Linked DNA regions of Homo sapiens: region 1 is linked to region 2. Evidence: chromatin loops called from intact Hi-C (ENCODE). Cell type or tissue: Calu3. All regions are shown on one strand. Links, peaks and the distances in the headings refer to the core of each region. The heading gives the core; the rest is flanking DNA.

Region 1 (15,724 bases), core at 4,919-12,918, 66 kb after region 2:
GGGATTACAGGCGTGAGCCACCGCTCCCCTGCCAGGCCTTTTAAATGCCTATGCCTGGAACTGGCACAGTGATGCTTCTGCTGCATTCTGTCATTTAAAGCAAGTCACAGACCCAGCCTAGATTGAAAGAGTAGGGCACTGCACAAAGGCATGAATGCTGGGAGGGGCAGCTCATTAGTGAAGGCCACTAATGCAACAGATTACCACTAACAGCACAGCAGCGCAGGTCTTCATAGAGTAGTTATCTGAAAATGAATCATCTTTAAATGTTGGTGTGGGGGCAGGACTTCTGAGATGATAAAGAGAGGATCTACAAAAGCTCTCCCCAAAAGGCAATGATAAAATTGGACAATTGTCAATAGCAACCATTTTGGGACCATACACATTAACTAAAAAAAAAAAAAAAAAGAAATGAGAAGGATTCAGTCAAGAAAAATTACTGAAATTCAGTAATAACAGTGGGAGTCTATGTTACTTTTGTCTGGGACTGCTTTTGTTCTCTAATCCCTGCTCCACCAGTGAGGAAATTCTAGTGAAAACTAGCAGCTTCACTGAAGAGGGAGGCTGACTTGATTTGGATCAAAGAGCAGAAAAACTCTCATCCTTGGGCATTGCCAGATACAGTGGCCGTCTTGGTGACAAAGAAACAGGGAAGGACAGTGTTACAGCCTGAAGTTATCATTCTATCTGGGGTGAAAAAACATGCTGATGGGCTAGCCAGAAATTTTACGGGAAGATTTGGGGAATGAGACAGCCACAGTGGGCCTTGACAAGCCCCCACATATTTCTCAGGTTGACTGGAAGGTTGTGTACATGCATAAGGTTGCATACACACTCAAGAAGGACCAGAAAGGACATTCACACATTTCTGGCTGAATGTGAGTTTCTGCACACATACAGAGGAAACATGAGGGGGTCTGGTGGAAAGTAAAAGCCAGGGAAGGCTTCAAACTGAACTTTGAATGTGTTCCCCAAGTGACATATGGATCCATTGGCAAAGGGTATGGAAGTCTTATGGGCTTGAGGTGTTTGAAAACAACTTCTGATCAATCATTGGCTGATTATTAAGCTATTGGAAACAGCATCAGATGACCAGATTTAAAAATAAAAACCAAAATTTTTTAAATGAGCAGAGACATCACTGGCCATATACCACAGCAGAGACAGATTCCACATAACTAGTAGTCCAGACAATTTTCTAAACAAACCACCACCACCACTCCAGGGATGGGGACTGGGGAATCAGAATCCTGAGTTGTTATAATATATTATCTAAAACTTCCAGTTTTTTCCAAAAATATGAGATCTGCAAAGAAACAAAAAAGTGTGACCCATACTCAGGACAAAAAAAAAAAAAAAGCAGTCATTAGAAACTTTCTGGGTGGGATAGGGGATGTCTAGATGTTGGACTTATCAGACAAAGACTTCAAAGCTATTATAAACATGTTCAGAGATTTAAAGAAAAAGTTGTTGAAATAATTAAAGGAATTCAATTATCTCAATTCAATAGAGAACAATTATAAAATAAGAACCAAATGGAAATTCTGGAGTTGAACACTACAATAACTGATATGAAAATTTTATTAGGAAAGCTTAGATTTAAGATTGCAGAATAAATAACCTGTGAGCTTGAAGATAGGTCAATGAGATTACCCAGTCTGTGGAAAAGAAAGAAAAAAGAATGAAGAAAAATAATAGAGCTTCAGAGACCTGTGGAATGCCATCAAGCATACTAACATACACATAGGAGAGTCCCAGAAGGAGAGTAAAGATAGAAATGGTAGAATAAATATTTGGATAAATAATGGTTGAAAATTTTCCAAATTTGAAGAAAAATGTTAATCTACACATCCAGGAAGCTTGATGAACTCCAAAAAGCATAAAACAAAGAAATTCATGCCTGGAAACATTACAGTCAAACAGTTGAAAGCCAAAAATGAAGAGAAAATATTGAAAGCAACAAGAGAAAAATTGTTCATTACATGTAGGGACCAATGATACAATTAACAGCTGACTACTCATCAGAACAATGGAGGCCAGGAGGCAGTGGTATAAAATATTCAGAATGCTGAAAGAAAACAATTGTCAATCAAGAATTCTAAATCCAGCAAAAGTATGTTTCAAGATAAAGGTGAAATAAAGACATTATCATAAAAACAAAGACTGAGAGAAATCATTATTGGCAAACACCCCTTTCAAGAAATATCAAAGGATGTCCTTCATGCTGGAAGAAAACGACAACAGACAGCAACTCAAATCCACATGAAGAAATAAAAAACAGTGGAAAAGGTAGATACACAGGTAAATCTGAAAGGCTATGTGTAGGTTTTTTTTCTCATAACTGATTTTAAAAATACAAGATTGTATAAAATAATAACTATACATTGTATTTTTGGGCTTATAACATATAAAGATCTAATATATATGACAAGAATATCACAGGAGAAGAATGAGTAAATAGAGATATATAGGAGAACATTTTTATATTTTACCAGGCTTAAGTTAGTGTTAATATGAAATAGATTGTGTTAAGATGCATGTTGTAATCCCTGGAATAAACACTAAGAAAATAACTTTAAAAAATGTATTTAAAATACTAGCAAAGGAATTAAAATGGTACACTGGAAAGTATCTGTTTAACATGGAATAATTTCAGCCTCATGGGATTCACAAAATATCCCTATGAAGGATAAATTATTATACCTATTTTAAAGATGAAAGAACTGAGGCTCAGAGGACTTTCACATGCTAACATGTATCAGAGATGAGGTTTTTATTCAGAGGTTAAGCCCCTGCCTGTAACCACTATGCCATAGTGCCTCTCAGGTGCCTTGTGAAGATTAGAACCAGGAGACACCAAGTTCCCTATACCAGTCTTAAAGGTCAAGTGCTGTCTGATATATTGGAGCAATATACCAGACAGGGTCAAGTGCTGAGATTTCGTACACAGAGCAGAGAAAATGTGTCCGCCCACTGCATGCTCACCAAAGGCCGAGGAGCCAGAGCCTGAAGTGTGGTATGAGCAGTTGGACAATATTTTTTTCCCTCCTGTTGGAGTTGAATTCTTTGTGGCTTTGAACCAAGACAGAGGATCCATAAGCAATTTTTTTCCCATTATGAAAACATGTTTATTTCAGTCTTTTAGGGAATTTCAAAAGATAAGGTTTAGTAATTTGGAATTTTTGTGTTCCTGGCCGTAATCTTCTTTAAAAGGTAGTCCTAAATTAGAGGGGGAAAAAAAACTCTGCAGCTGTTATGTAGTAATATTTGGTGGCCTTTTTTCTCCGGAAGGCATGGGTCAGGCAATGTGAGCCCTTGATCACCTGATCTCACTCACCCAAGGCCCGGTAAAGACAAGTAATTCATGTGGAGCTATGTGAGGCAGATTTCTGAGAAAGAATCCTAGACTATCAGACTCTTCTGCCTTGGGAGGATGTGTTGGTCATCTGATTCTGTGTAATAAACCATGCCAAAACTTCATGGCTTAAAATAGTAACCATTTTATTATTATTATTATTATTATTATTATTATTATTATTACCATTATCATTATCATTTTGAGATGGAGTTTTGCTCTTGTTGCCCAGGCTGGAGTGCAATGGTGTTATCTCGGCTCACCGCAACCTCCACCTCCCAGGTTCAAGCCATTCTCCTGCCTCAGCCTCCCGAGTAGCTGGGATTGCAAGCATGAGCCACCACACACGGCCTCATTTTAATATTTTTAATGATTCAGTAGACTGGGCTGCTTGGGCTCAGGGTAGATAGTTCTTTTGATACATGTGATTTTCGGCTGGGGCTGCAAACGTCTGAAGGCCCAATTGGAGTGGCACATCCAAGATGGTTCATTCACATAACTAGACATTGACGCTAGCTGTTGGACAGGACCTCAGCTAAGACTATATAGCTCAGGGGGCCTCAGTTCTCCTCCATGTGGCCTCTCCATGTATCTTGGATATCTCACAGCATGGCGGCTGGACTCTCAGGACCTTCCTCCATCTTACTTCCTCTAAGATGGAGGAAGTAGAAACTTCCAGCCCTCTTAAGTCATAGGCATAGAACTCCCAGAATGTCACTTTTACGACATTGTATCAGTAAAAAAAGGAGTCACAAAGTCATCCTAGATTCGAGGGGAGAGAAAAACTAGGTCCACTTTTTGATGCGAAGAGCAGCCTGAGCCCACAGAAAGTAGAGGAACCATCAAGGCCATCTCTGGAGACTAGCTACCAGCATGGAAGATTTGTTCCTGAAGCCAGCTAGAGCTCTGCTCATCACCCTGTACTGCTGAGGAACGTGAGGAATCAAAGTGACTCTGCAGGGTGTTTTGTACCAGGACTGAGCCAGAAAACACACTTAGAGGGCTTGTGTGTGGGCAGAGGACTCCCACCTTCGGAATACTCCTGCCGTGTTTCTCTGCATCCCACCAGGCAGAGGCAAGAGCACAGGTGGGCAGATGTTGGGGGAACTACACTTGGTGGATCATTTTAGAGACTCCACCATGGGAATTGGCAAGAACAGGCATCAGCCCTAACAGCTTCCTTTCCTTGCTGCTTTGGAGGGTCCTTTACTCTTCCAAGAGCCTACTGCTTAGAGAGTTCCACCAGCCTCCTGCTATCAGTGGAGCTTTGGAGAGACTGCCAAACAGCGGTGACATATGAAGTAAGAGCCATGTGTTCTGTGGGACCCACTCCCTTCACACTTGCTTAATCTAGAATGAGAACCAGACCCTAGGATGTTCCTAAAACTGTGAAGCAAGCACCCGAGGAAGTGAAAAAGACACATTTGTCATGTGGAATCCTATTTTAGCCAACTTGTTTGTGAGAATCCTGGCACCCTAAAAGCCAGCTCTTCTGATATCATGTGCCCAGAGGCAAATATTACCTGTCCCGCCAACCGCATAGGGCAGCTGTGAACCTCTGACCAGATTGCATGTGTGAAAATGATTAAGTGATAACAGTATGCCCCTGTTATGGAAGCTATAGCCATGGAATATCTAGGTGCATAAGAGAAGGAAAATTCCACATTCATGGGCAGAATCCAAGCATTTGGTTGATGTCGTGATTGCCAGTGTGGAGATCCTGGTCTGGCTCCAGAAGGGACATGCTGAACAAGGCTTACATAAGGAAGAGCAGAAAAGCCTTCCCCAGTGCCACATTTCATTATCATCAAGAGATATAAGAGGAGTCAGCCTGCCACTGGGACCTTCACTCTTTAGTTGGAAATGCATCCTTTCCTTGTGAGTTCTGGCATTTTCTATAAACATGCAAGCATTGGGCCCTGCACACACATCCAGTTCCAATATATCAGACACACTGCCCAAATTCCACAGACCCTTACATCAATTAGGGACAGCCAGGACATGTAGGTGATCACAGTGACTATCTGACAAATCAGGATATGTAGGAGCCTGAGAAAGACAATGGAAACAAGCATTAACTGGAGCACCTTAGATTCCAGCCCATTTTGGGCTGAGTATTGTGGCGATGGTCATCCTGGAACATGGGAACCACATGACTGACAGCCCTGCCAGAAGCTCAGAGAGTAGGGAGGGTCAGGGGCCAAAAGGAAAGGATGCAAGTCAGGCAAAGAAAAAAAAAAAAGGACCAGGCACAGTGGCTCATGCCTGTAATCCCTGTACTTTGGGAGCCAAGGCAGGCGGGTCACCTGAGGTCAGGAGTTTGAGACCAGCCTGCCCAACATGGTGAAACCCCGTCTGTACTAAAAATACAAAAAATTAGTCGGGCGTGGTGGCGTCCGCCTGTAATTCCAGCTACTTGGGAGGCTGAGACAGGAGAATGCTTGAACTCGGGAGGCGGAGGTTGCAGTGAGCCGAGGTTGAGCCACTGCACTCTAGCCTGGCGACAAGAGTGAAACTCCATCTCTAACAAACAAACAAATAAACAAACATTAGCCAGTGCCCACTATGACCAAGTAGAGATGCAACAGTGACCTTGCCCAATATTTGTATAATTGAATGAATGACACAAGGTCTTGGGGGTTTAATCATCATTGACCCATGTGCACCTGTGAACAATCTAAGCAAACACCTAGGCTGATATAGGCGGAGCAGGGCGGGCGGGGCGCTGGATGTCAAAGTAAGAACAGATGCCATGGAAATCCAAGTTAATGTAACCAGTATGACTAATTCTAGTTAGTGTAAGCAATGCAGTTGCACGCCTCTTCTGGAGACTCCTTACGACCTGTGCAGGGCTTTGGACGTTGCCAGTAACTCTCAGACACATCTTCTCCGGAGTCAGATTTTATGCCATGTCCTCCTTTTGTTTCAGGGGTTCCTGGTGGCCTTGCAGTATGGTTTTGCCAATGGAGAGGTATGATTTCCACGTTGCCATCCTGGTTTCATGTGAGGTTGGGACTGCAACCCTACCCACCTCTGGAGGTTTCTGTGGATGGGATGATGCTACGGGAGAATGTGCAGTGACCAGCATGTGTGGGGACAAATTTGTATTGTGAGCTTCCGGTACAGAGAGCAGGAGGCAGCTTAGACAAATGGAAAAAAGGTGTCGGGATGGGTATAAGGGAGTTCAGAAGCCAGCACTGGCTCTGCTGGAGATGCAAGGAGTATTCAAATGTGACAGAGGAAACAAGCTTGAACCTCAGAGTCCAAAAATCTGAATTCACGCCTTGGTTCACCCTCAGGAGTTCTGTGAGTTAGCTGGGTCACCGCACTTTGTTTAGCCTCACTTTCCTCATCAGTAACATGGGAGCAACAATCATCCCTGCTTTGTAGTCTTGCTCTGGGTATGCTGAGCACATAGCAAATAAATGCTCAACACCTGGGAACTATGATTACATTTTTTTAAAAATTATTTTTATTTTTTTGAGACAGAGTCTCACTCTGTTGCCCAGGCTGGAATGCAGTGGCATGATACCAGCTCACTGCAACCTCTGCCTCCCAGATTCAAGCGATTCTCATGCCTCAGCCTCCTGAGTAGCTGGGATTACAGGTGCCCACCACCACACTCAGCTAATTTTTATATTTTTAGTAGAGATGGGGTTTCACCATGTTGGCCAGGCTGGTCTCAAACTCCTGATCTCAAGTAATCCACCTGCTTCAGCCTCCCAGAGTGCTGGGATTACAGGCATGAACCATGAAGCCTGGCCTATTATTGCTTTTAGTTATTCATATTATTGCATAGCCCAACCAGCTCTCTGCTTCCCTGGGAAAAGATTTGACAGTGGGAGGGGCAGAGGCCAGAACAGGTGTTTTCTCCTGTCTTTAGGAGTTGGTAGAGTTTCCAACCCCTTTTCAACCTCCTCTCGCCCTACTACAAGTGTAAATATTTATTTCTGTCTCCTCCCATTATGTACTTCCACTTACATAGAATGTACATAGCTCACATTCTATGTAAGCTTCTTGACAGCAAAACCATCTTCTGTTTTGCTCACTGCTGCTTCTTCTGTATCTTCATGCAGGGGGCTCCTCACCTATCAAGCAGGTTTCAGCTCACATGCCACCCCGGCAGAGTCCTTTCCTGAACACCCTGTCTTAAGTTTTTGTTTCTTTACCGTATTGTCCTGCTTAGTACTCTCACAGTGTCATCACCACCAGACATGTTTATGTATCTTTGTTTCTCCTTGTCTCCCCCAGTTAAAAGGTAAATTTCCCAAGGGTGGCACAGAGTAGCTACTCAATTAATATTTGCTAAATGGACACATGGCTAAATGACTCCAAGACAGTAACCTCTCACTTGTCTCACCCGGCAGGTGAAGGCTGAGCTGCGGAAATACTGGGTCCGCTTCTTGCTAGCCCGCCACTCAGGCTGCAGAGCCTGTGTCCTGGGGAAGGACTTCCGGTTCCTAGGAAAATGTCCCAAGAAGCTCTCGGAAGGAGATGGCGCTGAGAAGCTTCGGAAGCTGCAGCCCTCACTTAACAGTGGGCGGCTCCTACATCTAGCCATGCGAGGTCTTGGGGAGCTGGGCGCCCAGCCCCAACAGGACCATGCACGCTGGCCCCGGGGCAGCAGCCTGTCCGAGTGCAGTGAGGGGGATGTCACCATGGCCAACACCATGGAGGAGATTCTGGAAGAGAGTGAGATCTAGGGTGGAGTTCCACCACCCTGGCTCTGCTCCCAGGGACTCTTGAGGGGGCCCAGGAAGAGGAAGCAAAGCAGGACACACGTTGCTGGGCACGGAATCATTCTCGTTCCATTCACCATGCCACTTTGATATGAAAGCTATCACAAGGTTCTTCAAGCTCTGTATGAAAGAGGCTGTGTGTCATGCTCACAGCCTCTGCCTGCTCTTCTCATCCTAATAACCCCCACCAGTGTGTTTTCCACAATGCCCACCAGACCCTAGGGCCTGGCTCTAAATTCAAGCCAATGAAGTCCCACCATGAAGAGAGGTCTCCTGTTATAGAGAAGCCAGCCAATATCTCTTCCTTTATCCCTTGGGGTGCATGCTTTCCATCTGAGGTTGGGTTTAGGGTGCGTGAAAACCTCCTAGGAAGCTTTTAAAATGCAGAATCCTAGACTTGTGGCTAAGATTCTAAGACAGTGAGTCTGGGACCATGGCCAGGAATTGGAGCTGTTTAATAAGCATCCCAGGTAATTCTGCTGCAAGCCCACCCTTGGAGAACACTGGGCAGGGTGAGAGGGAGCTAGAAGCGCCCCCATGTGGCCATGGCAGGATGCTGCAAGAGACAGTCTGCTCTCCCAGGTCAGCTGGGGTGTGCCTGCCCTCCTTGGAGAGTATGTAACTCCACCCACCAGAGTGCCACTCCTCTCTGCTCTTCCTCTCCTATCAAGTCTTGCCTCTCTCTCTCTTTGCCTCAGTTCTCTGTCCCTGCACAGCAGGAGTTCTGCTTGATCCTCCCTTTGAGGATTGGCCCCAGTGCCTGGGGACCCTCTGAATGTCGTCTTTGGTCTGTTCCTCTCCTTTCTGGCTCTATCTACCTTTCTGAGTTTGGCTTCTACCAGCCTGATTTACACTACCATTCTCTTGGGGCAAGGAATGTCCCCACCATTTTTGGTTTGCCATTGATGCATTGATTGTCACACCTGTTGTCCCAGGAAGTTGACCTATAACTCTCCATGGCCAGAGTCCCTGCTGATCAGAATTCAATTTGCCCAGTGGGAATAAATACTGAAAGCAGGAGGGCCCAGGTAAAGCAATAGGAGTTTGGCTGGATCTGGACATGCCCAGGGTGGCTCTGAGAGATCCAAGACTTTGCATCCACCAGCCTGTGGGATCTTTCCTGCCTACTGTGACCCATGGAGGCTGAGGAGGGCCCAGGCAGTTGGGGTCAGGCTCAATGACTGAAAGTATAGGGCAAGAGGCTGTAGGAAGATCAAGGGATGGACATCCTTTGGAAACAGTGTGTTAATGCACAGGAGTGTCACTTTCATGGTATGTAAAATGCATGTGTACGTGGGTGGGGTATGTTGCTATGGGACTAAATACCACCTTGTCTTCGGGGGAGTCAGTTTGATACTCCTCAAGCAGGGCTGCCATATTTAGCAAACAAAAACAAGGTACTCAATTAAATTTGAATTTCAGACAAATAGTCTTCTTGTATAAGTATATCCCATGGGCATATTTAATCTGAGATTGGAATTCAATCATGCATCTTGTCTTTTACTGGCATCTCTGTTTTCAAGGATACTTTGCCACAGGGCTGGGACTAGGGTGAAATAATCAAGGCACTCATCTCTAAAAAGCTCAAAGTAAATGATCAAAATAAATCATATTTTAATGCAATATTCTAAAAAAACAAATTAACAAACTACAGCCCATGAGCCATTTATAGAAATGAAATTTGATTGGAGCCAGGGGCAGGATAAGGGTGAGGCAGGAGAGGCCAGCTCTTGCAAGTGCAGGCTCTGGTCCTGACTTTCAAATGTTGTCTATGAGGGACTTTTAATGTGAATTTTTATTTTTAGACAATTGCATTAAAATGTTATTTATATTGACTATGGGGACTTTTGGGGCCCCCTTAAATTTTGCACTTGAAATGGGATCCCCACTTGTGTCACCCCATAGTCCAGCCCTGGTTTTAGGATGGGGATGGAGGCAAAGGCATCAGGCAAGTAATGAAGCAAAGGTTTATTTTTTGGTGTCCAGATTATCCATAGCTCAGTCATGAAAATCTATGTCTTTCTATTTTTCTCCTTTCTGCAAATGTCCCTGCCTCGGCTCATCAGCCAATTAGCTCCTAGAAAGCTGGGGTCATCTCGTATTCCCAGCAAGTACCCAGCACAGTGCCGGTTCAGAGCAGGTGCTCCACACACATTCCTGGAATGAGACAGCACAGAAATGGCTCTCGGGAGCCTCGGATGCTGCTGGGAGTAAGTGATCCAGGACCTTACCGCTAAGAGGAGAAACTTTTTTTCAAAGCATTTATAAATACTCCCTCCACCCCTCACTCCACAAATGGGGTGATCAACACTTACTGCTTGCTCTTGTTCTGCTAATGATTAAAACAAGTTTATTTAATTTCATTTGCATTTTGTTGATTCTTTTACATTTGTCTCTCACTGGAGCTGAAGGTCTCTCCCACCCATGAAGAATGCGATGCACTATTCCTGGCCAGAAGTGAGGAAAAGGGCTGTGGCGTTTAGCCAGGGACCTGGGTGCTCCAATATCTTAAATTTGGTCTTAGGGACCAGAGGAGTGGGCAGAGGGGCCGGGACCAGAAGCAGAGGTCAGAGGTCAAAAGAATGGAAGGAGAGTGTCTCCCCTTTTATAGACCACCCCATTGGTCACTCAGCTTGCCTGTTGCTTTGAAGATCTAGTCTAGTGGTTCTCAATCCTCGCATTACAATCCCTTGGGAAGCTTTTTATTTATTTTTATTTATATTTATTTATTTGAGACCCAGTCTCACTCTGTTTCCCAGGCTGGAGTGCAGTTGCATGATCTCAACTCACTGCAACCTCCACCTCCCGGGTTCAAGCAATTCTCATGCTTTAGCCTCCCGAGGAGCTGGGTCTACAGGCGTGAGCCACCAGGCCCAGCTAATTTTTTTTGTATTTTTAGTAGAGACGGGGTTTCACCATGTTGGCCAGGCTGGTCTTGAACTCCTGACCTCAGGTGATTGCCTGCCTCGGCCTCCCAGAGTGCTGGGATTACAAGTGTGAGCCACCACGCCCAGCCCCCTGGGAAGCTTTTTTAAAAGACCAGTGACAGGGTCTGACCCCAGAGGTTCTGATTGAAATGGTCTTACTAGACCTGGGCATTGGGATTTTTATAAGTTCCTGAGTGATCTTTTTTAAATTGTGGCAAAATATATATAACATAAAATTAACCATTGTAGCCATCTTTTTTTCTTTTTGTTTTTTGAGACAGAGTCTTGCTCTGTCACCAGGCTGGAGTGCAGTGCTGTGATCTCGGCTCACCGCAACCTCCACCTCCCAGGTTCAGGCAATTCTTCTGCCTCTGCCTCCCGAGTAGCTGGGACTACAGGCGCCTGCCACCACTCCTGGCTAATTTTTGTATTTTTAGTAGAGATGGGGTTTCACCATATTGGTCAGGCTGGTCTCAAACTCCTGACCCCAGGTGATCCACGCGCCTTGGCCTCCCAAAGTGCTGGGATTACAGGCGTGAGCCACCGCGCCCGGCCAGCCATTATTAAGTGTATGGTTCAGTGGCATGAAGTACCTTCTTACTGTTGTGCAGCCGTCACCACCATCCATCTCCAGGACTCTTTCATCTTCCTGAACTGAAACTCTACATCCATTAAACAATAGCCTCCCATTCTTTCCTCCCCAAGCCCCTGACAACTTCTACTTCCTGTCTCTGTGAATTTGCTTATTCTGGATACATCAGCTATAAGTGGAACTGTATAGTATGTATCCTTTTGTGATCAGCTTATTTCACTCCCATAGTGCCCTCAAGGATCATCCACCTTGTAGTGTGTGTCAGAAATTCCTTTTTTAAAATGCTGAATAATATTCCATGCATACCACATTTTGTTTATCTGTTCATCCATTGATGGACACTTGGCTTGTTTCCATGTTTGGCTATTGTGAATAATGCTGCTATTGGTAGGGATGTATAAACATCTGGTTTCTGTTTTAAAAATTTGAGTATACCTACAAGTGGAACTGCTGAATCATATGGTGATTCTATATTTTCCCCAACAGCTGCGCCATTTTATATTCCCACCAGCAATGCATGAGGATTCCAAATGCTCCATGGCCTTTGCCAACATTTATTTTCTATTTTTTTATGATAACCATTCCTAATGGCTGTGAAATGGTATCTCATTGTGGTTTTGATTTGCGTTTCCGGAATGACTAATGATGTCAAGCATCTTTTTATGTGCCTGCTGATTAGTCCTTTGTGAGTCTTCTTTAGAAAAATATCTATTCAATTCTTGGCCCATTTTTCAATTGGATTGTTTGTTTTTTGTTGTTGAGTTGCAGGAATTCTTTATGCATTCTGAATATGGATACCTTATCTATTATTTGCAAATATTTTCTCTCATTCTGTAGATTGTCTTTTTGCCTCTTGATAGTGCCCTTTTATGTAGAAAAGTTTTAAATTTTGTTGAAGTCCAATGTGTCTATTTGTTTTTCTTTTGCTGCCCGTGCTTTGGCATCAACGCCACCTGTGTGACTTTAATATGGGACCAAGGTTGAGAACATTGGAACTGAGGCAGAGGGGAAGGAGGTGAACCCTCCTCTGGAAACTGACAATACCTTGCCGAAGTCCAAATAAACTGAGTCTTTCTCCCATGTAGCATTTAGAGCTCAAATTCTTCCACAAGCACAGACTCAACTGATTCTCACAACTCTTAAGTGACAGGCAATGTAGGTGTGGCTGGCCCAGTTTTATTTTTTAAGGAGTGGTCATCCAGCTGGAGCCTAAGAGCCTGAGACACAGACATTTTTGGGCTTGTCTGATGAGTTTATATAACCATTAAGGGGCAGAAATGGGAGTGAAGTGGACAGCAGTACGGCGGCTGACCCCACTTGGCTCCATGGTCAGAGTCTGAGCCTGGTGAGAGAAGAGAAGCTTCAGACAAAAGCTAGGAGAGCTGTTTCCAGGAGGCAATGACAAAAGCTGTTTCCGTGACACATGCTACTTCCCATGGGGCTGTTCTGATAGACTCTAACCTAGAAGGCTCCTCAGCAGATCAGCACACAGCTTGGGTACATTAGGAGCACTGTGGCCTCGCCTGTGATTAGGAACGTAGTACTTGAGGGCAGCAATGGCACCTGGCACTAAGGGATCTATGGGTGAATCTGTGTGGGACACCTCCTGGAGATGCTAAAAATGCCCAAGAGACACTGCACAAGGGGCTGGGATCTTATGTGGGCAGGTGGCAACAGAAGCTCAGGCAGTTTGGATTATTGCTCTTAATGAGACCCATTTCTGCCCTTGAATTTACATGTACTTGAGGAGTCAGGGATCTAGAGACAGGAAATGACTTCCCCAAGGTCTCTATAGTAGACATCTATTTTTAGAATCTGCCCTTCTTATAGTACCCCAATTTTCCTCTTGGAAAAACCACTCATCTCCTACTGTCAGTCCACGGAACTTGAGTTGTCCTGACTCTATCCTCAGTTCAAGGATGGGCATAAAAATCTGCTGGCCAAGCAGAGCAGTACATCCTTCTGGCATCAGATATTGAGTCAGGCATGGGCATATAACTAACCAGAGACAGTGAGATGCAATCCTGACACTTTGGCTGGGACTCTTAAGAGAAAGCATTTTCTCTTTTCTGCTGAAATTGGAACCATGAAGAAGGCAGCCTGGATCTGCTGGTGACCGTCCTGCCAGCATGGGAAGAACCTGTCTGAGAATGGTGGTGACAGCAGAAACCAGAACCAGGAGAGGGAGAAATGAACTCTGGGACATTGTTGGAGCCCCTGGATTAAGCCATACCTGAAGCTAGCCCTACTCCTAGAATTTCAGCTATAAGAGCCAAGCAATTTCTATTTGTGCCACAATAATTTGTGCCAGGTCATCTACCTTTTGCATCTGGAAGAGTCTTGATGACATAGCTCATCACTATCTCCACCTCCTCTTCCCTGTGGCCAAGTTGAACTTCATGCTTTATTTTCCACAAAGTGTCATACAGCTGTAGAGAATCTCAGCCCAAGTGGTCCTTCCACCCTAAGCTAAAAAAAGAGGCACTAATTAGGTTTTCACTCTTTGGCTCTCCCATTGAACCACAAACCAGCAAGGACCTAATTATGCAGTGTCTGTCCTTTTAGACTCAAGTGACAATGATAGACTGACCTCAGAGAGAAGTGAAAAGCCCCCAGCCTCATCCTCGAAGCAACCAGATTCATTCATGGAGTGTGGTGGAAAGAGCATTGAGCCCTTTGGTTATATTCCTAGAACACTCTGGACTGGACCCACAGAGTCTTTTATCTCCCACTGAACTGGCTTCTATATAGCCCACTATGTCTACATGGGAGAATGCCTTGGGTAGATGATTCTAGTAATAATCCTTCTCCTCCCAGAACCTCTGGACTCATGCCTTGTAGCCTCCTTCCCCTTTCCATCTCTGACATTGTGCAATCCTAGAGTTCTCTATCCTGCTGTGTCCAGGTCAAAACTATTGGAGAAATCTGGTGTAATCAAAGGGACTCCAGTTTAAGTACCAACTCCTACTCACACTTCCTGCCCTCAGTATCCTCATCTGTATTGTGCAGATAATAACATCTCCATCAATGAAATAATGATGGCAGAGTCTAGCATGGTGCACGGTTCATAAGTGTTTATTCTCACGTTTGCTCTCCACACAGAGGAGTGCTCTTTGGCAGTGGTGATTGTGTCATCTCTGTGGCTAAAGTGGGGTCTGGAGGCATCACCACAATACCAGCAACTAGAGACTCCTCAGCCTCAAGAGGTTGCAGACAGGTCAGTCAAGAATCCAGGGTATCCATGCATTTTTCTGACCTCATCTTGGAACTTGAGGCTGGAGAATAAATGGGCCTTCAAAGCAACAAATCCAGGGATCTTGGAGAATGCACTGATGGAGTTCCTGGGTATCCCAGGCCCTGGAGCTTTGAGGAGGCAGTTGGGGGCCGGTGGGTAGCCCTTGCCTGACCTCTGCTCATCAGCTGGCTGCCCTTGGGCAAGCTGCTTCCTGTCATTGGGACTCCTTTTCCTTGTCTCTAAAACAAGGGGCTTTAGGGCCATCTATGGCTCTGCCTTCACCTCATACTATATTGAAGCTGAATTCATCATTGTTCCCTGAAACCCCAAAGACTCTCTGTATTTCTCATCTCCATAGATGGCATTGCTATTCACCCACTGCCCAAGCTACAGGCCTGGCTGCCATTCCTGCCCTCTCTCCTCCTGCCCCCTCAGCCAGCCAGGTGGATGCTACCTCCTAAATGTGTCCTCACTGGATCTGGTCCTCTCCATCCCATTGCCTTTCCCCTGGCCCAGGCCATCTGAGTGGCTGCAAAAGCTTATTCATCGGGCTCCCTGACTCCAGGGAGCCCCCAGTTGCTCCTCTCTGACTTATTTTAGCCTGCTGGGGACTTCTCTTACAAACATAAACCCCTCCTACTTCCAACTCCACAGTGGCACCGCTGTCCCCATGGTGAGCCCCCAAGTGCTTACCACAGGCTGCAGGGAGGGCTTTGCGTGGTCCAGCCCCCGCCTACCTTTTAGATTCAGCTCACACTTTGCTCTCCCTCCTCCTTCTACCCTCCAGCCACCCCGACCTTCTCCTGGAACTCGAGATGGTCATTCATGCCTCAGCGGCTCTGTGTTGGCCGCCTTCTGTTTGAGACTTCCCCACCC
Region 2 (15,724 bases), core at 4,199-12,198:
GTGTCTGTGTATCTGTGTGTGTTTCTGTGTATCTGTATGTGTGTGTCTGTGTGTGTATCTGTGTGTGTGTATCTGTGTGTGTGTATCTGTGTGTGTGTGTGTGTGTGTGTGTGTGTGTAGTAAACACTCTGTGGGTTTGCAGAAGTGCCAAGGGGACTTCCTCTAGAGGAAGGAACCTGAAAGAGCCTCACACATCTCTCACTCCCGCTTTCAGCTCGTTTTAGGCTGAGAAGATGCCACCACCACCACCACACACACGCTGAGTTACACACACACATACACACGCGAACTGAGTGACAATTTTTTATCAGAAATCTTGGGGACATTTTTACCATCTACCTGTGTAGTGTTTGTGTGACTACGGCTCATGCCATATGCAGGTAGCCAGGTTGCAGCTGCTCCCACCCCTGCCGGAATATCCAGTTCCACACTTTCCTCAAGCCCAGCCCATGCGGATTTTTCCTGCCAGCTGCCTGGTTACTGATGAAGCAGCTCCCTCCCATTGGTCTAATTTTCCAACTCTGTCTTCAAGTTCAGGTTCTACTCTGGCCCTAGCTCCTCCTGACATCATGACTAGCAAGCTTCCAGTTCTCTCCAACGAGGCTTTTTTTTTTTTTTTTCCTCGAAGTCTCACTCTGTCGCCCAGGCTGGAGTACAGTGGTGCGATCTTGGATCACTGCAACCCCCGCCTCCCAGGTTCAAGCGATTCTGCTGCCTCAGCCTCCTGAGTAGCTGGAATTACAGGCACCCACCACCACACCCGGCTAATTTTTGTATTTTTAGTAGACATGGGGTTTCACCATGTTGGCCAGGCCGGTCTTGAACTCCCGACCTCAAGTGATCTGCCCTCCTTAGCCTCACAAAGTGCTGAGATTACAGATGTGAGCCACCATACCTGGCCCAATGAGGCCTTTTCTGTTTAGGAAATGTCTGCTCAGTTCCTCCTGCTTGGGTGACAGAGACCTTATGTTGCAGGGAAGGAGAAGCTGTCTCAGGTGACATGGAAAAGCCATGTGAGCCAAGTTCTTCTGTAAGAACTTAAGGATTCCTTCTCTCCCCTGCCTTGCATTCTGATGCAAATACCTGGGTTATGCTGCCTCAGACATTGGCTCACTCAGTTCTGCCTGCCTGGAACGTTCTCATCCCCAATCTCCATCTATTAAAATCATAGCCTTATGGGCCTGGCACAGTGGCCACCTCCTTTATGAGGTCCTCCCTATGCCTAGAGCTATAAATAACCTCTCCTTCTGTGTAACTCAGTTCTTGCATTGCTATAAAGGAATACCTGAGGCTGGGTAGTTTATAAAGAAAAAACTTTTAATTGGCTCACGGTTCTGCTGGCTGTTCGGGAAGCATAGCACTGGCATCTGCTCAGCTTCTGGTGAGGCCTGGGGAAACTTCCAATCATAGCAGAGGGCAGAGGGGGAATCTGCCAATCACACAGTGGGAGTGGGAGCAAGAGAGAGAAGGGGGAAGGTGGCACACACTTTTCTTGTTTTAGTTTTAGTTTTGTTTTGTTTTGTTTTTGAGATGGAGTTTCGCTCTTGTTGCCCAAGCTGGAGTGTAATGGTGCGATCTCGGCTCACTGCAACCTCCGCCTCCTGGGTTCTAGCGATTCTCCTGCCTCAGCCTTCCAAGTAGCTGGGATTACAGGTGCACACCACCACACACAGCTAAATTTTTTTTTTTTTTTTTTTTTTTTTTTGTATTTTAGTAGAGACAGGGTTTCACTGGGTTGGCCAGGCTGGTCTCGAACTCCTGACCTCAGGCAATCCACCCACCTTGGCCTCCCAAAGTGCTGGGATTACAGGTGTGAGCCACCACGCCCTTTCCAACGACCAGATCCCGTGAGAAATCATTCACTATTGCAAGGACAGCACCAAAAGAACAGGGCTAAACTATTCGTGGTAAATCCACCTCCACAATCCAATCACCTCCCACCAGCCTCCACCTCTAACAAAGGCGGATGACTTTTTATCCAAACTCTATCACCCCCGTTTCCATTTCCACATCATAGGTGCATCCTTGTTATAACCATTATCATATTTGTCCTTGTTCGTTTGTACCTTAGGTGGGTCTCTTCCACTGGATCCTTGCTCTCAGCACTGGGGCTTACTCACCTTTCTCTCCTCCCATCCTCCTGGCCCTGTGCCTGACAAGGAAATGACTGTCAGTGAATTCACTCTGCACTGTGCTGACTCCCTTCTTTCCAGAGGTCTTTGATGTACACTGAGGTGGGCTCCTCAGACTCTAGCGTCTGTCATAATCACCAGGGGGGCTTATTAGAAACATGAGTAACACCAGATAAAATAGGATTGAGTGGAATAAAACACCAGTGCCATAAGGATCAGAAACGAAGAGGCAATGGGCAACTCCAGAAAAAGCAAAAAGCTGAACACAGCAATAAACATCACCACAGCACCTACTTTGATGCTATAATGAACAATATTGATAGAGTCAAAATATATTATTGGCTTACTGATTTCAACAAAGCAGCGATATAACTTTATTAGGAAGATGACAGAGGGTATGTGGGATGTTGTGGTATGAGAGAGTTAAATCCTATTTATTATAACAGGAAGTTAATAGGTAATGTCTAAGATGAAGCCATGGCTATGTAACCATAGTTTTTGAAAACACGGAAGAAAATACTAGAAGAAACACTTAAGTTAACTGTGGTTTCTCCTGAAGTGTGGGACTAAGTTATGGAGAAGAAAGGGGCAAGGGAGTGTTGATTTTTCATAGTAGCTTTTCAAAATGAGTTCATCTCTTGTCTATGAGTAAATATCACCTTGGTTAAAACTTTTTTTTGTTTGCTTGTTTTTTGAGACAGAGTTTTGCTCTTGTTGCCCAGGCTGGAGTGCAATGGTACCATCTCGGCTCACTGCAACCTCTGCCTCCTGGGATCAGGCGATTCTCCTGCCTCAGCCTCCCTAGTAGCTGGGATTACAGGCACACATCACCACGCCCAGCTATTTTTTTGTATTTTTAGTAGAGATGGTATTTCACCAACTCCTGACCTCAGGTGATCTGCCCGCCTCAGCCTTCCAAAATGCTGGGATTACAGGTGTGAGCCACCACGCCTGGCCTGTATTCTTTTTCTTTAAAAAAAAATTTTGGCCAGGCACAGTGGCTCATGCCTGTAATCCCAGCTTCTGGGGAAGCTGAGGCAGGATAATCACTTAAAACCCAGGAGGTGGAAGTTGCAGTGAGCTGAGATTGCGCCGTTGCAATCCAGCCTGGGCAACGAGAGGGAAATTCCATCTCAAAATAAAAAATAAAATAAAATAAAATAAAATAAGAATACAGACCTCTAGACTCCACCCCGGCTCTCTTAAATTAGAACCTCCAGGACTGGGCACCTGGATATTTCTTTTACAAGTTCCTTGGGTGATACATTTGATAACTGGTGTGACGCCTATATAGAGCTGTGGAAACAGAAGTACTATAGGCAGTCCTCATATGAGAACTTGGAAAGGAGATGGAATTTCCCAAGTGATTTGCCTATAAGTATGGTGAATACAGTTTCCAAACCAAAATTCTGGAAGTGTTTTGGAAATCCTCCAGGATGCAGGGTCCTGAGACTTTTGCCTCTGTCCATGAAGGTGGGGAAGAGACTCATAGGAAGATAGCACTCCCTGAGAAGCGAGGAACTGTGGAGGTCCTAAATAGCCTTAGCTCCAGGCACTATTGCAGTGTCTGTACCACACTTAAAGCACAAGACACAGGCACTGGCCTGGATACATGGGAGGTTCAGTCAGGCTGGGTACTGCCCCACATTGGCCACCACTGGGAGAGAGGGTGGAAGGGAGGGACATACAGCACCTCTGAGTGTTCCTTTTTTTTTTTTTTTAATTTGAGACAGGTCTCGCTCTATCATTCAGGCTGGAGGGCAGTCACACGATGATGACTCACTGCAGCCTCAACCTCCCAGGCTCAAGTGATCCTCCCAGAGTAGCTGGGACCACAGGCACACCCCACCATGTCCAGCTAATTTTTTAAAAAAACCTTTTGTAAAGAGAGGTCTCACTATGTTGCCTATGTTGCCAGGCTGGTCTGTAACTCCTGGTCTCAAGTGATTCTCCTGTCTCAGCTTCCCAAAGTGCTAGGATTATAGGAATGAGCCACCAGGCTGGGCCTCAGGGGCTTCATTCTTGTTGCCTTTTACTTAGGCCTCAGGAACAAAAATCAAATGCTATGAGAATGGAAAAAGAAAAGGCAATTAGAAACTCCAGAAAAAGTTAAAAAACTGTGCAAGAAATTGACTGTAATAAGCTGAGGTCAGGAAAGAAATGGGGATGGGAGGATTCCTCCTTTTTCTGCCTTGGAGGTTTTGCGTCCCAAGCAGAAAGGGAAGAGTACTCTGTCCCTGAACGCGGGCTTACAGCCAGGCTGCCAAATATGGAAGAGTCAAATTCCTCCCTCCTCAATTCTTTGAGAGGTAAAAACACTTCTGTTTTTAAAGATTCACTCCAAGATCATTCCAAGTGCAGGATAAATAACAGGGATGCACCTTCGAGTTGGGTCGGGACCACCTTTCATTCCCAAAGGATTTTAAATACCAGGGATTCAGTGACAAGAACAAACGAGAAACTAATTTTAATAAACACTTGCAATGTGTCAGGCCCTGTTGCAAGCTCTGTATGTGAATCTGGTCATTTCATCTTTACAATCACTCTTGGAGGTAAGTACTGCTATCATTCCCATTTTACAGATGAGAAAACTGAGGCTCAGAGAGGTGAAGGGACTTATTCAAGGATACCTAGACAATCAGTGGAGATGAAGGATTCAAACCCAGACAGCCTGGCTCCAGAGCCCCTGCATCATCCCGCACCTGTTACCCCCAGAATCTGCAGGATTCAAACCCAGACAGCCTGGCTCCAGAGCCCCTGCCCCATCCCGCACCTGTCTTCCCCAGAATCTACAGGCTTTGCTCACCTTCACCGTTGAGGCTCTCCTCGCAGGACTGCCAGAGCCCCACATGGAACCCCCGCTGAATGAACTTGTCATCACCCAGCTCCCAAATGTACAGGACAGCCTGGCTATTGTTGTCCATCCTGCCATTGCTGCTGTTGTCCCGTTTGAAGTGAATGCAGTGCTGCCCTCCCGGCTGGTCCTGGCACAGTGGCTTCACCACCCGTCGGGTCCCCTCACACCAGTGGCTGCTGACCACGGCGGTGAGGGAGAAGGTGAGGGCGAGGCAGACAGGGAGGAGGAGCAGCGCCTGCTGCTGCTTGGCCCTGTCCATGGCTGAGTGAGGTGCGTGGGGCAGGATGAGCTGTGGGGCCCCCTCCTCCTGCCTCGTCACGGTACCTGCCCCTCAGCTCTGCCATCTGGCATCCTCACACAGCCTCCTCTCACGTCCCCCTGGAGAATTGCACGTGCTGCCACACCAGATCCAGAGGCACAGAGCCGGGGCACGTTCCTGTCAAGGGTGCTGGCCCTGCCATTCTCCCCAGGAGGTAGGTGTGCGGGAGGGCATTGTTTTTTTTTGTTTGTTTGTTTGTTTGTTTTTTTGAGATGGAGTTTCTCTCTTGTTGCCCAAGCTGGAGTGCAGTGGCATGATCTTGGCTCACCTCAACCTCTGCCTCCCGGGTTCAAGTGATTCCACTGCCTCAGCCTCCTAAGTAGCTGGGACCACAGGTGCATGCCACCATGCTGGGATAATTTTTTGTATTTTAGTGGAGAGGAGGTTTCACCATGATGCCCAGGATGGTCTCGATCTCCTGACCTCGTGATCCACCTGTCTCGGCCTCCCAAAGTGCTGGGATTACAGGCGTGAGCCACCGTGCCCAGCCAGAGGGCATTGTTTTTAAATTGTGGTAAAACACACATAACATGAAATTAACCATCTCAACCTTTTTTTTTTCTTTTTTTGAGACAGAGTTTCACTCTGTCACCCAGGCTGGAGTGCAGTGGCACCGTCTTGGCTCACTGCAACCTCCACTTCCTGGGTTCAAGTGATTCTCCTACCTCAGCCTCCCAAGTAGTTGGGATTACAGGTGCCCGCCACCATGCCCGGCTAAGTTTTGTATTTTTAGTAGAGACGGGGTTTCACCATGTTGGCCAGGCTGTTCTCAAACTCCTGACCCCAGGTGATCCACCTGCCTCGGCCTCCCAGAGTGTGGGATTACCGGCATGAGCCACCACACTTGGCCATCTCAATCTTTTTTTTTTTTTTTTTTTTTTTTGATATGGAGTCTCACTCTGTCGCCCAGGCTGGGGTGCAGTGGCATAATCTTGGCTCACTGCAACCTCCGCCTCCCGGGTTCAAGTGATTCTCCTGCCTCACCCTCTAGAGTAGCTGGGATTACAAGCGCACGTCACCACACCCGGCTAATTTTTGTATTTTTAGTAGAGGCGGGGTTTCACCATGTTGGTCAGGCTGGCATCTCAACCATTTTTAAGTGCAAAGTTTAGTGGCATTAACTACGCTCACAGTGTTGTGCAACCATCACCACCATCCACCTCCAGAACTCTTTTCATCTTTCATCATCTGTACCCATCACACAACTCCCATTGCCCTTCCTCCTCTGCTTGGCAGCCACCATTCTTCTCTCTGTTTCTATGAATTTGACTACTCTAGGTGCCTCCTGTAAGTGCACTCATACAGTATCCGTCCCTTTGTGACTTGCTTACTTCGCTTAGCATAATGTCCTCAAGCTTCATGCATGTTGTAGCATGTGTCAGAATGTCCTTCCTTTTTCAAGGCAGAATAATATTCCCTGTGTTTGTTGGATAGCATTTTGTTCATCTATTCAGACACCTGGGTTTTTTCCACCTTTTGGCTGTTGTGGAGGGTGCTGGTTTTGATGGAAGACCAGGGGCTGTTTGGGTGGCTGTCTTGGTGAGACAGCCTCACCATTGCCTTTTGCATGGAGCAGGTCCTTAGTGTTGGATTCCGGAATCAGGGAATCCCAAGGACTTCATAGGCCTGTTTCTTGTCCAGCTCTATGTAGAGAAGGACTACGGAAAACAGATGCTTGTTCCAGGGATGCTGGGTGATGCGAGGTACAGGCAGGCTACCTCAGGGCCAAGGTGCTGTGCAGAATGGGGAGGGCAGCATGTATCCCACTTGGCTGCAGGGTTCTGAGGCCAGGGGCCCGCAGATGCTAGAAGACAGAACCCTGGGCACCATCGCTCAGGCCCTCACTGAACGGGGCACTGGCAGGAGCAGTGATGCTGAAGATTTTTAAGGAACTCCTCGGGCAGAGGACACTGATGAAGGTGTGAGGGCAGAAGATTCTGCAGAGCATCCTGAAAACACACAGGCTCTTGATGATGTGTTAGACACCTCCTGAATACCCCCCAGACAGAATCTGGAATCTATGTGCCTGGGCTAGACAGTGATACTGGGTTAATATCACTCCATCTATACTTTGCCGCTGGCCGAGTCTGGGCACCTGTGTCCTGTGCTCTCACTGGCCTGGTGGGGTGTCCAGTCTCAAGGGAAGAGGCCTTACTAAGTTCCATCGCTAGAGGGCAACCAGCCAATGGGTGGGGAAGTCGTGTGTGGCCCCCAACTTTCATCCCTTCAGAAATAAAGGATGTTTTTGAGAAAAAGTTGCAAGAGATGAGATGGAATATTCTTGCAAAGCAGGTATTTTCTTTAAAGACAGACCATTTTCCAGCATGCAACTTGGAAGATGATCTTTAATGAGCACTCACAGAACGGAGTTGCAGCCACATTCAATGACCAAAGTCCATCCCTTGGGTACTTTCTCCCTCTGGGTCACTCCATCCTGCTCTCTGCCATCCCAGAGAGATGACCACGTCAATTCCAGAGGTGACACCACTCTGAGTCCATTTCTAGGGTCTTTGTTCTAGTTGAGCTTTTCATTGTTAAGGTCTAAAATCTTGTCACATGGAGTTTTTAAGATTTTTAGGGATGTCTATTAAGAAAAGCATGGCTGCTTTTCCCAACTGTTCAGAATTCATTCAGTTGAAAAGTTACCCAGGATGAGTTCCTATGTTTGACTTGAAGAGGGAAGGAAAAAATAACACAAAAACAAAACCAAAAACGAAGTGAAAACATGTTCTTCTTGCCTCTTGCTGACTCACTGTTCCAACCAATCAAGACATCTTCCACCTGGGCCTCCAATTTGGGAGGCTGGGAGACATTGCAGGGACGCTGGGAGCTGGCCTGGGAGAGGTGGAGTAAGAAGTTCCAAGCAGAGCCTTTGGGAGGCATGGCGATGAGCCTGCTAAGAACTCACCGGAGAGGGCAGGGGCAGGACAGGGCACCCTCCCAAGTACCTGTGCTCAAGCAACTCTGGTCAGAAGACCTGCCTATCCGGTTCTGCTGTTTACTTGCTGTGTGGCTTTGGGCAAGCCATCCAACCTCTCTGAGCCTCAATGTTTCTCAGCTGTCAAATGGAGAATTCATCGTATCCTCATGGGGTTATTGTCAGGATGTGCGAAATAGGATGGTGGGTTAAAAGACGTTGTCAATGTGAGTTGTGGGGACAGCCTACTCCTGTGCTGGTTAGTAAGTGATGTATCATCAATTCCATAAAAGGGTCTGTCAGGTGGGCTGAGCCACATGTGCTTAGAACAAGTGGGCATTCAAGATGAGTGAATGTTGCACTTTTCAACACACTGTTTTGCTATTGTGTAGGCATAACCTACGCCGCTGATTGGGTTTTTGCTTCATGGCCTGGGCTGGGAGCTGTTCTCTCCTGAGCTGAGCAACCACCTCTCCTGCAGTCTCTGCATAAACAGGACCCAGAGGAGATTTTGCCTTTGTGGTTAGCCTCAGCCCAGCCTGGACAAGCTTAATGCCTTAGAAAGAAATACCCTGCCTCAAAAAGACACCTGCCTCTAAACTGGCTCGAGCCCCATCGCCTTCTGCCAGCCATTCCTCTGTAGCTCGAACCCCAGCCTGTCTCAGCCAGCTTCGTGCATTGAGCAGAACCTTCAGGGTGGAGCCCGCTGACCGCCTTGTTCTTTCTCCTCAGCCTGTCAAGGAAGTCCCAGAAAGCACAGCTGACTTAGGGAAGGTCTGGGAAAAATCTCCCTGCTTTTGGGGGGGCAGGGGCGGGGGATGAGCCAGGGCCGAGAAGGAACTCTGAAGACTCCGTAGATTGCTCTAGACCGCCTCAGACACTCTCGGCGCAGCGTGGAGAGGATTTGTGCAAACATTTCCTCTGTGGACCAAGAGGAATGCAAGAGGAGGCTGCCTGCGGTGCATCTTGGACGGCTAGAGAGATGTACCCCTACTTGTGAAGGTGCACGAGGAAGATGAAGCTGGGATCGAGCAGGGCAGGGCCTGGGAGAGGAAGCGCGGGACTCCTGCCTGGCGTCCACGAGCTGCCCATGGGCATCCCTGCCCCCTGGGGGACCAGTCCTCTCTCCTTCCACAGGAAGTGCTCTCTCTGGGCCCCTGGGAGGCCCTTCCTCACTCTGGTCCTGCTGGTTTCCATCAAGCAAGTAAGAGCAGTTCATTATTATTATTATTATCAGTTGTATTTCCTGATTTTTTTTTAAAGAAGCAATTTAGGCCTCATGTAAGCAATTTGGAAAAGAGAAAACAGTATTAAGAAAATAATGAGCCGCCATAATCCTAGCATTCAAAGGTAATCACTGTTCATATTTTGGCATATTGTCCTCAAACCTTTTCTCTATGCATTTGTTTTTTTTTACAACAGCTGATATTAGGAAGCATAAAACATGTTGTGTCCTGGTCCCCCCAACCAGCCCCGCATCATATTATAAGCATTTCCCCACGTCAATGTGAGTTCTGCAAATAGCATTTACAATTGCTGCACATATCCTTCTGTTTGTCTTCAGTATTCTCCCAGCTTTGAGTATTTAGGTTGAGCAAATCCATTTTTCTTTTTCCTTTCCTTTCCTTTCCCTTCTGTTTCCTTTTTCCTTTCATTACAAAAATGTTGAACGCTAATTGTTTTTTTAAAATACAATTCAAAGAAGTGAAATGCAAACTACAAATCACTCTACTTCCAACAGCTGCAGATCATCCTCATTCACATTTGGGGGCTTATACTTCCAGACATTTTTCTACCATTGTTTGCATACAGTTTTTTGTTTGTTTGTTTGTTTGTTTTTTGAGATGGGGTCTCGCTCTGTCGCCCAGGCTGAAGTGCAGTGGTGAGATCTTGGCTCACTGCAACCTCTGCCTCCCGGGTTCAAGTGATTTTCCTGCCTCAGCCTCCTGAGTAGCTGGGATTACAGGTACGTGCCACCACCCGGCTAATTTTTGTATTTTAGTAGAGATGGGGTTTCACCATGTTGGCCAGGCTGGTCTTGAACTCCTGACCTCAAGTGATCTACCCGCCTCGGCCTCCCAAAGTGCTGAGATTATAGGCATGAGCCACTGTACCAGGCCTACATACAGTTTTTTTTTTTAAACAAACACAGGCACATACTATAAATATTATTTTGTAATCTGCTTTCTTCATAACAAAATACACTAATAACACAGCTGACATCACTATGGAGCACTTGCTCTGCACTGGGTTGAGTGCCAGGTGCCCCCGTTCCTCATATTTTCTCCTTCTGTGTTCTCAGCAACCCTATAGACTGAGGTTCTCTTGTTAATCCCCTTTTACAGATGAGTAAACTGAGTCTCGGAGAAGTTGAGCAACATTCGTCCATGTTAGTAAATGTAGATCCATGGTATAATATTTAAGGGCTTTAAGGGTTTATTGTAATGTCTTTAACTATCCTCTATCGTTGGGCATGCTGGTAGCTTGCTTTATTCTATCCAAGAAGATTAGACCTTCGTCCTCTTTCCAAGTTTCCATTTGGATACTGGGCTATGGGCAGTATAAAAGGATGATGGGAAGGAACCCCAGTTCCACTTGTCTGAATAACGAAAGTAGCTTAAGGAATGGCTCAGACTGGGCACGGTAGCTCACGCCTGTAACCCCAACACTTTGGGAGGCTGAGGTGGGCAGATCACAAGGTCAGGAGTTCAAGTCCGGCCTGGCCAACGTGGTGAAACCCCGTCTGTACTAAAAAATACAAAAATTATCTGGGCATGGTGGTGTGTGCCTGTAATGCCAGTTGCTCAGGAGGCTGAGGCAGGAGAATTGCTTGAACCTGGAGGTGGAGGTTGCAGTGAGCCAAGATCACGCCATTGCACTCCAGTCTGGGCAGTAGAGTGAGGATCTGTCTCAAAAAAAAAAAAAAAAAAAAGGAATGGCTGTCTTCCTCCTTCGTTCCATGGGCAGGGTGAGTCCCTGTTCATGGTCTTGGAATTCTAAACCCCTCCAATCCCCATGTAGGGCAGGCTGTGGTACCAGGTCTCATGAGGGTTCACCTCAGGCTTTCTTTGTTGCAAGCCTGGGGCTAGACAGGCAGATAACCCCTGCCAGATTTCCTACATCCAGGTTCCCCTAGAGGCTGCCTTCAGGCCCTCATGGATTGTAAATGTGAGCCCAATCAATGGTTTCATGGAATTCTTGCCATCTTGGCAGCCTCTCCCCCAGTGACCAGAACATCCTTCAGGAAGGTGGCCCTGGCCTGCCTCTGGTCCCAGGACTTCAATGTGTTAGTGGTGGGACCATTTGGTGGGAGGGTTGGTTCAGAACATTCATCCTTGCTTCCATTCTCTGGATATCTCATATCAACACTGAGTGAGTGTATCCAGCTTATCATGTAGTTTTGTTCACAAATGTGGATTGCTGACCACATGCCAAGCCCTGAGACAGCGCTCAGGATATTATCATAAAATGCTTCCTCACACATCATCTTACTTAATCCTCAACACAAGCCTCTGAGAAGAGTGTTATTACTGAGCCCCTTTTACAGATGGGCAAATTAAGCTTCAGAGGAGTTAAATGGTTGCGTTCGATGCTGTAGCTCCTGAGCACTGTAGCCGTTGTGCCTACCCGGGGTGTTTGAAGCCCTGTGTTTTTTCTTCCGGAGTGCTCTTGGGAGTTGCTGATGTATGAATATTTATGTTACAACAGCGGAATCTGCAGAGCCTCGGGCCGGCTTACCAGGCTGAGAAAGCCACACCTTGACCCTTTCAGTCTGGTATTTTTATAATCAATAACATGTCTGCTGGCAGTGTCTGCTTCCACTCTCTGCCACCCAGTCTGCGTTTTCAGAGCATTTCTGGCTGTCTGTCCTCCGGGTGTGTCTGTAATTCTGATGGCCTTACTCTTGGTTCTCCATCTTAACCCCATATTCCTTTTCTAGATGTTTATATTACAAGGCTTTGTGAAGACTTTCATGATAAATTCTGCTCATAGCCTCTTTCCCTGCATGGAATATAAATGACTGTGGTGTGTGTTCTGGCAGGAAGTCTTCAAAAATTTCACTTAATGAGAAATTCTCAGGGATAGTTTAGTTTCTAAATTCAAGCAGGGAGGTAGTGTTATCCCCACACCACTCTCTCCCACACTCGTTTAAGTTATTTAGCAGTTGCTTTGGCATCAAAAACATAAACTATCTAAGGATTTTTGAGAAGTACATTGCGGCCCTTTTATACATGGATGGCAGGAGGGTAAAATGGTGCATATTTAAAATTTTTAATTTTTTTTTTTTTTTGGTGAGGGTAGACAGTTTGGCAGTCAAAAACCTTTAAAACTATGTGCATTCTGTGACCCAGAAATTCAAATTCAAAGAATTTCTAAGAAATAAAGATGTGCTCTCAAATGTTCAACTATGAGGATTTTAATCACAGCATCATTTACGTCAGCAAACATCTTAAAACAACATAGGCATTCAACGCTAGAGGATTTAAAAACTAAATTATATCACTTTTTTTCATAGAATGTTATGTAGCTGTTAAAAGGATGCTTTACTTCATTTATTATTTATTTCTTGAAATGGAAATATATTCACAATATTGGTCTTCTAATGAAACATAAAAGGCTTTGAAACAAGATTATTCCCTTTGAAGTCACAATAAAAAAGAAAAGAAAGACAATGAATGTGTCTTTCATTCACAGAGAGAAGAATCTGGAAGTAGATGGTAATTTCTGAGTAATGAGATGATAATTTCACCTTCTCCCCTTTTTGCATAGCTGTGATTTCTATTTCATCTACAGTGAAGTGTATTCCTTCTCTAACAAAGAAAAACAGATTTATTTAAAGAGAGTCAGTATAAGGATTTTTCTTTCCTTTTCCTTAATCCCTTCTCGGCCAAGTTCGTTGCTGATGCTGGTTGCCTATGCAAGGGAAAAGGAATCAAGGTCAAGCTGGACTTTTCCAGTTGGAAAAAAATTCACCCGTATATCTTCTTTCCTCATGACTTTGGGAATCTGGCTGTGATTGAACTTGGATGTACCCCTTGTGTTTTTTATGTCTTTAGGGCAAGGGAAGACAGTCTGAGTTTGTCCAGCTCTCCTAGACTGACAAAATTCAGTACTTTTTAGTTTTAGTTTGTTTTTCTGCTTTTGACTATGGCCATTGGCCATGGCAAAGAATGGAGGATAGGGGAACATTACTCCAGAGGCTGATTTTATTGTCTCTTCCTTAATCAGGTCCCGGAGAGGTCCCTGGGGTCATAAATAGTACTTTGTCCACCAATGGATCTTACACTGATGACTTGGAGGATTCTAGAAGCTTATTATTTGGTTAGCAACTCATCTGCTGAATTTGTAAAAATGATTTAGAGTCAGTTATGGTGCCATTAAAGATGTTTACTTCTTTAAACAATATGTTAATAACTTACATGCTTCCTCTTGGGCCGTAACTCAGAGAGAGATATTAATAGAGATTCCAAACTCATAGGAAACTGAAATCAAGGGATAAATGCCAATTATTGTATCATTATTATTACTTATTGGATAATTGCATGATTCTCAAACTGTGTGCTTGTATACCCCAGGGCACCACTGTGAACTCACAGGGGTGCTATGAGATATTTTAATTTTTCAAGGGAAGTACAGTGATATGTAGCATTTTCCAGACACCATGCAAACTACTAGCTTAAGGTATTCATGGTGTTAACATTAGATCTCACCCCCTCCCTTTTGATGATGTTGTCTCTTTGCAAAGCTGGGTTTTCCACAGGTCCTGTGATTACAAAGCAAGTATAGCACAAAAATCAGTGTGGAACAGGAAATAAAGGTGGTGGCATCCGATCTGATCCTAAAGCTTGAGAAGTTGTGCAATGGACAGCAGGCACTAAGCTGTTAAGGCATAAATATTTATTAAGTTGTTTGGACTTACTTACTTAATAAGTGGGGCTTTAGATATATCTTTTGGCCTAGAAGTGCTGTGGAAAAATTACTGAGTCAATAAGTTTGGGAACTGCTGGTCTAGTGATGACCACACTAGCTCTTCTTCAAAAAGTCGGCTGTGTGATTGTTGCTGCACTCCCTACTGGTATACCAGTCCTACCTCATTCTTTTGGGATAACCTTAAATCTACCTGGCCCTAGAAAACATTTGAGCTTGTTGCCCCTTGTGAGAAGAGAGAAAACCTTAAAGCCAAATGATTAACTGGGTGATATTAGCCCAGATCATTTACTGAACCCTTCCTCATCCTCCGTCTCACAAGTGAGCCTCTGGAAATGAAGGACAGCAAGAGCATTAACTCCAGCCCTGTGCTGGGGGCTTGTATTCAGAGATGAAAGACACCTCTCAGTCCTCAAGGAGCTTATGGGATAGGGAGGAAGATGGATAAGTGGCCCACCAATGACATTGCAGTGTGATGGGCCATAGGGATCGGTCATGCAGGGGAAGGGTGACAAGCTCAAGACTCAGGGAGATGAGTGGTTAAGTGTGGCCAAGGGTCTCTAGGCTTGAGTTGGGCCTTGAAGGATGACTAGGAGTTCACCAGGTGAAAATGAGGGCAGAAGCGAGTGCCAATGGGAAGTGCAAGGATGAGAAGTCATGAAGGAGCACGACTTGGGACAAGGATGGCTGAGATGCTAAATCCTGAGACCACAGGCCTTAAGTGGAAGACTGTAGGCAGGAGAGCCCTGTGCTCAGCTCTGGCCTGTTCTCCTGTCACTGTGGAGCAGTGTGGAGGGTGGATGGTGGCACCAGGCCAGAGGAGGAAAGGAAGACAGGGTTGGACAGGAGAGACGTTAAGGAGGTGGGGTCGATGGAACCTGGACAAGGGGAAGGGAGCTGCTGTGGACGACTCCTGGTTTCAGGTTTCTAATGGAGAGAACTGAGCCACACTTGGCATCGTAGGGATGCCAAAGACGACAGACCAGAATGCCCTTGGCCTTGCATGCCAGCCAGTTATATAGCTGCCGTCTCTAGAACAGATTCTAAGTCCTTTTTAGGGTAGGGGCTGTGTCTCGCTCATCTCTGTATCCTCTTTAATTCCTCCTTAACACAAGGCCTGGCCCACAATAGGTGCCTGATGAACAATAGAAGAGAAAGCCCTTTTTAAAATCAAAAGAAGCCCAGGTATAGTGGCTCATGCCTGTAATCCTAGCACTTTGAGAGGCCAAGGCAGGAGGATCATTTGAGCCCAGGAATTTGAGACCAGCCTGGGAAATGTAGCGAAATCCTGTCTCTACAAAAAATACAAAAATGAGGGCCCAGTGCAGTGGTTCATGCCTGTAATCCTAGCACTTTGGGAGGCTGAGGAGGGCGGATCACAAGGTCAGGAGTTCGAGACCAAGCTGATCAACGTGGTGAAACCCTGTCTCTACTAAAAATACAAAAATTAGCCAGCCACGCCTGTAATTTCACCTACTCAGGAGGTGAGGCAGGAGAATCGCTTGAACCCAGGAGGCGGAGGTTGCAGTGAGCTGAGATAACGCCACTGCACTCCAGCCTGGGTGACAGAG

The links. Hi-C counts contacts between places; a loop is a spot of excess contacts. Peaks named below come from ENCODE experiments on the same cell type or tissue, not always from the same donor. Only the 100,000 strongest peaks of a DNase experiment are listed, where the experiment ranks them.
Region 1: a loop joins it to region 2, with 3 times the contacts of the local background. A loop is called at or near these places in 4 of 110 quality-filtered maps.

What each region holds. Positions count from the first base shown.
Region 1 is chr17:9,881,648-9,897,371 of GRCh38, forward strand. It overlaps GLP2R (glucagon like peptide 2 receptor), which reads left to right. Exons shown (of 13, transcript NM_004246.3): 12 at 6,285-6,326; 13 at 7,723-10,452. The coding sequence ends at 8,058. It overlaps RCVRN (recoverin), which reads right to left. Exons shown (of 3, transcript NM_002903.3): 3 at 14,673-15,724. Among named protein-coding and RNA genes, the nearest start is that of RCVRN, 16 kb to the right of the region's middle. In Calu3, for the core only: no CTCF peak of the experiment used is centred there; a DNase peak (open chromatin) is centred at 8,644.
Region 2 is chr17:9,816,824-9,832,547 of GRCh38, forward strand. GSG1L2 (GSG1 like 2) reads right to left here and starts at 5,256. Exons shown (of 5, transcript NM_001310219.2): 1 at 4,939-5,256. The coding sequence starts at 5,248. GLP2R (glucagon like peptide 2 receptor) reads left to right here and starts at 9,101. Exons shown (of 13, transcript NM_004246.3): 1 at 9,101-9,429. The coding sequence starts at 9,241. In Calu3, for the core only: CTCF peaks have their summits at 7,453 (motif pointing right) and 7,745; a DNase peak (open chromatin) is centred at 11,978.